Regions from separate parts of the Homo sapiens genome. Here region 2 is linked to region 1. A link is an interaction called in ENCODE POLR2A ChIA-PET data of the cell type or tissue named here. Cell type or tissue: OCI-LY7. All regions are shown on one strand. Links, peaks and the distances in the headings refer to the core of each region. The heading gives the core; the rest is flanking DNA.

What was found. Peaks named below come from ENCODE experiments on the same cell type or tissue, not always from the same donor. Only the 100,000 strongest peaks of a DNase experiment are listed, where the experiment ranks them.
Region 2: POLR2A ChIA-PET joins it to region 1 with 6 read pairs; 4 of 35 experiments call an interaction of 5 or more read pairs at or near these places.

The regions. Positions count from the first base shown.
Region 1 is chr1:161,180,878-161,185,267 of GRCh38, reverse strand. ADAMTS4 (ADAM metallopeptidase with thrombospondin type 1 motif 4) reads left to right here. Exons shown (of 9, transcript NM_005099.6): 9 at 1-966. Among named protein-coding and RNA genes, the nearest start is that of B4GALT3, 5.6 kb to the right of the region's middle. RefSeq lists enhancers at 320-519, 2,844-2,903. In OCI-LY7, for the core only: no CTCF peak of the experiment used is centred there; no DNase peak of the experiment used is centred there; H3K4me3 peaks cover 582 bases; H3K27ac peaks cover 1,236 bases.
Region 2 is chr1:161,266,804-161,271,193 of GRCh38, reverse strand. All of the region lies in intron 1 of PCP4L1 (Purkinje cell protein 4 like 1), which reads right to left. Among named protein-coding and RNA genes, the nearest start is that of PCP4L1, 10 kb to the right of the region's middle. In OCI-LY7, for the core only: no CTCF peak of the experiment used is centred there; no DNase peak of the experiment used is centred there.

The sequences.
Region 1 (4,390 bases), core at 215-4,214:
ACATAACACACATCCAACTTCACAGAGACACACTAGCACATTCTCTCTTTTTTTTAAAATTTATTTTATTATTATTATACTTTAAGTTTTAGGGTACATGTGCACAATGTGCAGGTTAGTTACATATGTATACATGTGCCATGCTGGTGTGCTGCACCCATTAACTCATCATTTAGCATTAGGTATATCTCCTAATGCTATCCCTCCCCCCTCCCCCCCTGCCTTTCTTTTTCTTCTTTTTTTTCTTAAGACAGATTCTCATTCTGTCACCCAGGCTAGAGTGCAATGGCGTGATCTCGGCTCACTGCAACCTCCACCTCCCAGGTTCAAGTGATTCTCCTGCCTCAGCCTGCCAAGTAGCTGGGATTACAGGTATGCACCACCATGCCCAGCTAATTTTTTGTATTTTTAGTATAGAGACGGGGTTTTCCATGTTGCCCAGGCTGGTCTTGAACTCCCGGGCTCAAGTGATCTGCCTGCCTCGGCCTCCCAAAGTGCTGGGATTACAGGTGTGAGCCAGGGTGCCTGGCCAACACATTCTGTTGATAATATAGATGCAAATAAGTAGTAGGGAGCGGAAAATGTAAGAATTTTCACCTGAAAATGGATCTGAAGAGTAAAAGATATTAATTGACCTAATCGTGCATTGAGAATTGACTGTTTATCCCATTTATTTGTTCAATAAATAAGCCAATGGGTTGTAAACATTGTAAACATTCCACAGCATGTGGAAAGGACATGGATTTTTGGAGTCAAATTGAATCTAAGCCTTGCTACTTACTTACCTGTAATGATGCAACCTTAATTACTTGATCTCTGTAAACCTCAGTTTCCTTACCTACAAAACGTTTGTACTATTACCTGCCTTATAGAGAGGTCCAGACTTAAGAATATGATGATGTAAATGTTTGGCACTGTGTCTGGCTTTTAGTAAGTGGTCAATAAAGGCCAGTTCTCCTTTCCTTATATCTCTTCCTTTGTCTGCTCCCTGACTTCTAACCCCTGCATTCACGTGAGAAAACAGTTATATCAAGGAACTGTCTAGGTCAGATCTAAGGGCCATTTTGTAAATTTGTGCAAAAAGTTCTGGCTTACATTGAAGGGATGATAAAAGGAAAGACATGGTCCTAATCCTCAGAGTTCACAATCTGGTGGCTGAGACAGTCAAGTAGGACAAAAATTTCAGACTTCTGTGATAGGTGCCATGATCAAGGAGGGGCACCTAGCACAGAATATGAGGCCACAGAAGTGTTTCTGGAGGAGGTGCCTGTCTCTCCTTCTAGAAGTGAGCAGTAAGGCTGGGCACAGTGACCCATACCTGTAGTCCCAGCACTTTGGGAGGCCAAGGTGGGAGGATCACTTGAGGCCAGAAGTTCAAGACCAGCCTGGGGGACATGATGAAACCTGGTCTCTACAAAAAATACAAAAAAAGGCAGGGTGCAGTGGCTCATGCCTGTAATCCCAGCACTTTGGGAGGCCAAGGCAGGTGGATCATGAGGTCAGAGTTCAAGATCAGCCTGGTTTGAGAATCTGGTCTCTGGTTCGAGACCAGACCAGGAGTTCGAGACCAGCCTAGTAGATAGAAGATGAAACCCCATAGCTACTAAAAATACAAAATTTAGCCAGCACGGTGGTGGGCACCTGTAATCCCAGCTACTTGGGAGGCTGAGGCAGAAGAATTGCTTGAACCTGGGAGACAAAGGTGGCAGTGAGCCAAGATCATGCCACTGCACTCTAGCCTGGGCATCAGAGCAAGACTCCATCTCAAAAAAAAAAAAAAAAAAAAAAAAAAAAAAAAAATTAGCCAGGTGTGCTTGTGCACGCCTGTAGTCCTAGCTACTCAGGGAATGGGGTGGGGGCTGAGGTGGGAGGATCACTTAAACTCAGGAGGTGGAGGCTGCAGTGAGCTGTGATTGTGCCACTGCACTCCAGCCTGGGTGACAGAATGAGAACTTGTTTCCAAAAAAAAAAAAGAAAGCTGTAAGACTGCAGGGAACCCATGGATGGTGGGAGGGTGTCAGGGGGGCATGATTTCTGTTTGCTAGGTCAGGTTCAGGTTCTTCTATGTTATACAAAACCAAAGTGAGGTAAAGAGGTAAAGAGAACAGACCAGAAAACCAGAAACTGGAGGATAATATGGTAAGAGAAAGAGCTGAGTGGGAGAGAGATCTGGAACAACAGTGTAGGCTGAGGGGAGTTGGAAGGGATAGTTTTGGGAAGAAATAACATCCAAGTAGAAAATGTTGAATGGAAGAGGGAGAGGAATATTTTTTTTTTTTGCAACAGAGTCTCCCTCTGTTTTCCAGGCTGGAGTGCAGTGGCGCCATCTCCACCTCCCAGGTTTAAGCAATTCTCTTGTCTCAGCCTCCCGAGTAGCTGGAATTACAAGCGTGTGCTGCCACACCCGGCTAATTTTTGTATTTTTAGTAGAGACAGGGTTTCACCATGTTGGTCAGGCTGGTCTCGAACTCCTGACCTCAGGTGATCCACCTGCCTCGGCCTCCCAAAGCGCTGGGATTACAGGCATGAGTCTCTGCGCTCGGCCGAGACAGAGGATTTTAAAGACATTGGGCTGTCCATTAAAATGTGCTCCTAATCCACTGCCCCTTTCCCCTGTCTCTGATATTTCCTTGAGAAATTAAGTAGAGATTTAAATTAGTTTTTGATTACTAAACTGGGTTTCTTCTATTGTGTTATGTGCCATGACTGGGCCAGTGTGGGCCCCAGGATTTATTCAGAATATTGAAAGACAGGATGTTGTGGTGGAAACCAGCATGTTAAAATTTAAGTTTTCAGAAACATAACAGTTCTAGGTGATGACTAAGTCCAGGGTGTGGCCAGGGTGAGACAGAGCAGAAGGGAAGGTTCTTGAAAACAGGGAGCTTACAAATTAATGTAAAGGAATGGCCAGAAGATAGTAGATAGGCCTTTGTGGTGGCTCACAGGAGGCTCACTTGAGGCCAGGAATTCAAGACCAGCCTGGGCAACAGAGTGAGACTCCGTCTCCACAAAAAACTAAATTAGCTAGGTACACACCTGTAGTCCTAGCTACTTGAGAGGTTGAGGCAGGAGGATCACCTTAACCCAGGAGTTCAAGGCTGCAGTGGGCTATAATCATGCCATTGCACTCCAGCCTGGGTGACAGAGTGAGTCTCTGACTCTAAAAAAGAAGATGGTTAGATACAGAAGGAGACAGAAAGTGAAGGCTGGGCGCGGTGGCTCAAGCCTGTAATCCCACCACTTTGGGAGGCCGAGGTGGGCAGATCACCTGAGGTTAGCAGTTTGAGACCACCCTGACCAACATGGAGAAACCCCGTCTCTACTAAAAATACAAAATTAGCCGGGCGTGGTAGCACATGCCTGTAATCCCAGCTACTTGGGAGGCTGAGGCAGGAGAGTTACTTGAACCCAGGAGGCGGAGGTTGCGGTGAGCTGCAGATCATGCTGTTGCACTCCAGCCTGGGCAACAAGAGAGAAACTCCATCCCAAAAAAAAAAAAGAAAGTGAGGGTCAGTCCTGTAAGACAGAACGCGATGGAGGAACAGAGGCTCAAAGGAAGGGTCCTCTGGGAGAACCACATTTTCTCTCTTTCTCTCTTTCTTTCTTCTTTGAGACAGAATCTGGCTCTATCACTCAGGCTGGAGTAGTGCAGTGGTGCAATCAGCTCACTGCAGCCTTGAACTCCTGGGTTCAAGTGATCCTCCCACCTCAGCCCTGTGAGTAGCTGGAACTACAGCTGTGAGCCACCATGCCCAGCTAATTTTTGTATTTTTCTTGGAAGGGAATTTTGCCATATTGCCCAGGCTGATCTTAAACTCCTGAACTCAACTGATCCACCTAACTGGGCCTCCCAAAGTGTTGGGATTACAGGCGTGAGCCATGATGCCAGGCCAAGAACCACATTTCAATGATCTGTTTAAGTCTGTCTTTTCCACTACACAGTGATATTCTTAAAAAATCAAGGCTTTTTGAGTTATACTATATCAGAAGCTAAAAATAATAATAAAAAATAATAAAAGTAAAACAAACAAAAAATCAAGTTTGGGAGGCCATAGCGGGAGGATCACTTCAACCCAGGAGTTTGAGACCAGCCTGGGCAACATAGTGAGACTGTCTCTTCAAAAAAAAAAAATTATAATAAAAAAAATCAAGGCTTTGTCTTGGCTTCTATTTGTGCTCAAAAGTTTTCCATAGTTCTAATGATCACAAAACCCCTTAAGGCTAGAGTTCATTTTACAGATGAAATCCAGAGTGTATTGCTCAGTACACAGCCAATGGGTTTCAAAGTTGGTATTGTATTTAAACCCAGCATTATCTCATTTTGAGCCTTCACAGGCACCTCAAACTCATTATGTCTAAAGTTTGTCATCTCTACCCCTTCCCCAAAATG
Region 2 (4,390 bases), core at 203-4,202, 86 kb before region 1:
TGGAACTCTCATACGTTGTTGGTGGGAATGCAAGATGGTATAGCTACTTTGGCAATTTCTTAAGCATACATTTACCATACCAACCAGCAATCCTATTGCTAGTTATTTATCCAAGAGAAATTAAAACTTATATTCACACATACATTTGTAAATTAATATTTATAGCAGCTCTACTTGTAATTGCCAAAAACTGGAAACAACCTGAATTAATGACTGGTGAGGCCCACTTTCCATATGTAGATGGCCATCTTTTTGCTATATCCTCACATGGTAGAAGGGGAGAGGGATCTCTTTGGGGTCTCTTTTTTTTTTTTTTTAGACGGAGTCTCCCTCTATCAATCACCAGGCTGGAGTGCAGTGGCACGATTTCAGCTCACTGCGACCTCCACCTCCTGGGTTCAAGCAATTCTCCTGCCTCAGCTACCCCAGTAGCTGGGACTACAAGCACATGCCACCATGCCCAGCTAATTTTGTTTGTATTTTTAGTAGAGATGGCGTTTCACCATGTTGGCCAGGATGGTCTCAATCTCTTGACCTTGTGATCCTCCCGCCTAAGCCTCCCAAAGTACTGGGATTACAGGCATGAGCCACTGCGCCTAGCCTGGGGTCTCTCTTTTTTTTTTTGAGCCTGGGGTCTCTTTTATAAGGGTACTAATCCCATTTATGAGGGCTCTGCCCTCATGACCTAATCACTTCCCAAAGCCCTCACTTCCTAGTATCATCATCTTGGGGGTTAGGATTTCAATATATGGATTTTGGGGGTACACAAACATTCAGACCATTGCACACCCTAACACAGTTGGCTCTGACATGAGCAATTGTAACAACCCAAGTGGTTACTGATGCTCTTAGGATAAAAGATGAAATTCTTTTTAATTTTATTATTATATATTTTTTGAGACAGAGTCTCTCTCCGTTGCCCAGGCTGGAGTACAGTGGCATGATCTCAGCTCACTGCAGCCTCTGACTCCTGAGTTCAAGCAATTCTCCTGCCTCAGCCTCCCGAGTAGCCGGGATTACAGGCATGCACCACCATGCCCAGCTAATTTTTGTATTTTTAGTAGAGACCGGGTTTCACCATGTTGGCCAGGCTGGTCTTGAACTTCTGACCTCAGGTGATCCAGCTTCCTCAGCCTCCCAAAATGCTAGGATTACAGGCGTGAGCCACCACGCCCAGTCCTTATTTTTTTTTTTTGAGACAAGGTCTTATTCTGTTGCCCAGGCTGGAATGCAATGGTACAATCTCAGCTCACTGCAGCCTTGGCCTCCTGGGCTCAAGCAATCCTCACACCTCAGCTTCCTGAGTAGCTGGGACCACAGCCACACACCACTACACCCGGCTAATATTTGTATTTTTTGTAGAGATGGGTTTTTGCCATGTTGCCCAGGCTGGTCTCAAACTCCTGGACTCAGGCAGTACTCCTGCCTCGGCCTCCCAAAGTGCTGGGATTATAGGTGTGAGCTACCACACTCAGCCCAAAATCCTTAATACGGCCTAAAAGGCTCTACATTGTTCAGCCTCTGATTACCTCAATAACCTCATCTCTGGAACATACTATGTTCCTTCCCACCTCAGGACCTTGGCATATGGTTCTCTTATCCCTGCCTCCTTTTTGTATCATTAATTCCTATTGATCCTTTTTGATCCTTTACATATGATTTACACTAATAATTTTTTAAATAAATGAAGGGAGCTCTCTGTTTTATTTGCAACCTCATCTAAACTTCTGAAATCAAATTTGTTTTCAGAAGTTGAAGGCCTCCATTCTGTAGCCAGTTCAGAGGTTGTGGAAAAGGGATTCAGAAGCCAAGTCATTGCTTTCCTTCACTTTAACATATGTGCCTGAAAAAGAGCTGAGAATGAAGGAAAGACCTTCTCATGAAGTATATTTCATATTACCTGTACTACAGGTACAGGTAATGTCTTACCCCCCCTTCCCCACCCTCAGCACCCTGATAGATTTTATTTCCTTTGAAGCACAGTCCATGTTTTCCATTTGTTTATGTCTAGGCTACAATAACTACAACCCATGTCTTGTAATAGTAGGTACTTAATGGATATTTATGTGAATTAAAATTTGCTTAGGCCTTACCATTACATAGAGGATGAGGATAAAAGAAAAAAAATAAAATAAAATTCTGTTAGGCTTCAAATTCCTGGGAGCAGCAATGTGGCACACTAGTCAGACAGATCTGGATTCATACCCTGGATCTGCATTGACTATCTGTTCAAATCTCAGCTCTGTCATTCCTAGCTGTGTGACATTGGGTAAATTACTTAGCTTTGCTGTGCTCAGATCGCTCATCTGCAGAAGAGAGATAATATCTATCTTGAAAGGTAAAAAGGCAGGGCATGGTGGCTCACGCCTGTAATCCCAGGGCTTTGGGAGCCCAAGGCGGGTGGATCATTTGAGGTTAGGAGTTCGAGACCAGCCTGACCAACATGGTGAAACCCCACCTCTACTAAAAATACAAAATTAGCCAGGCATGGTGGTGCATGCCTGTAATCCCAGCTATCTGGGAGGCTGAAGCAGGAGAATCACTTGAACCTGGGAGGTAGAGGTTGCAGTGAGCTGAGATCGTGCCATTGCACTCCTGGGCAACAAGAGCGAGACTCCATCTCAAAAAAAAAAAAAAAAAAAGGTAAAAGGAACCAGAGAAAAATGTATGTAAAATACATAGCACATATTACAATAAATAGTTATTATTCCAAAGTAATATAACCTGGGGTTGAATATAAGAATAGGTTTAGGTCAAGATGCTGAGGTATTTATTGCAGGGTTAAAATACTAGAATCAGAGAGTGGAGTTGCCACAGAGTAGTTTTTCTCTAAGTGGAACTGAAAGAGGAAGAGAATACCTGGGATTGCTCGAAGGGCCCTGGAGGCTTATTCTGCTACCGTAGGAGTTTCATAAATACTTTTTTTTTTCCCCTTCTAAACAAGCCCTAGAAATCACAATCTCCCTGTCTTCCCAATGTCTGTCCCCAAAAGTGCTGAGAATGGCTCTAAACCTCTGGGAACCCTGAGACATCTCTTTTTTTAAGTTATACACCACAGGGAAAAGGAGATTAGTACTCAGGAGTCAACAAACTATACTCCTTGATTGAGTCCTTTCGTCCACTTTTGTGTCATGAAAATGATTGTGTAAGTCTATTCCTTGCCTCACCAGATAGTATTGTCGGCCAGGTGCGGTGGCTCACGCCTGTTATTCCAACAATTTGGGAGGCCAAGGCAGGGGGATCACCTGAGGTCAGGAGTTTGAGACCAGCCTGGCCAACATGGTGAAACCCTGTCTCTACTAAAAATACAAAAATTAGCCGGGCATGGTGGTGGGCACCTGTAATCCCAGCTACTCAGGAGGCTGAGGTGGGAAAATTGCTTAAACCTGGGAGGCAGAGGTCACGGTGAGCCAACATCGCACCACTGCACTCCACTCCAGCCTAGGCAACAGAGCCAGACTCTGTCTAAAAAAACAAAAACAAAACATAGTATTGTGGTAGCAAGCACCTAGACATTCAAAACGGTAGCAACTTTGGTGCTGTTTTCCTGCTGCCACTACTGGGGAACAGATCCCCTATAACTCTAGGCCCAATCTTCCCCGCTCCCTTCTTGGGCTGTGTTTCCTCCTTCCTTTGTGGCTTTCATCTTTAATAGCGTTGCCACAGCAACCACTGTCACCAGAAAAGGGAAGATAGTGTTGCCCCTTCTGCTCCAAGCAGTGAGTTAGAACCTTGGAAAAGATAAACTATCCAGATTTCCCCATATTCCTCAGCCCACTGGGCTCTTTAAAGAGAGATCACAGGCTGTCAACAGCAGCAACAGACAGGAACAAGGATCACCTCATCATACCTAGACTACCTATACCTGTATTTGCATGACATAGCTTGGGTGCTGTGTAAATAAAAACACATTATAAACACATTTTGGTACTTACTGCCAGAATACTTAGTTTGGATGAATACACACAGGAACTCAGAATCCTGTCCTACAGTCCAAGGCAGAGAAACCTAAAAAGGGACTGAATCCTAAAAATCCTAAATTCTAGCCTTTAAAAATCCCTTTCCTTGCCTTTGTATTGACATAAATCCTAGGCTTCCTAAGCTCCCTGCTTGTTCTAGAGGTGCAGGAAGTGAAGGGGGACAGGAGAGTTAGTGGATCTGCTTCCAAGTGGCGACAAAGAGGCTTTGCACCCTCCCACTCCACCCTGGGACCCTTTTATCCCTTCTGACATATTCTCCTCCAATGTTAAATGAAAGTAACTGCTAAAAAACCTTATAGAGGCCTCTGGGATCCTCTAGTGCCCCTGGAAGACCCTAGACTGCTGTTTTTGGAGCACCGTTGGAACCATTTCAATTCTTTCAGTGCAGCAACCAGCTGCAGTCCTTAAAC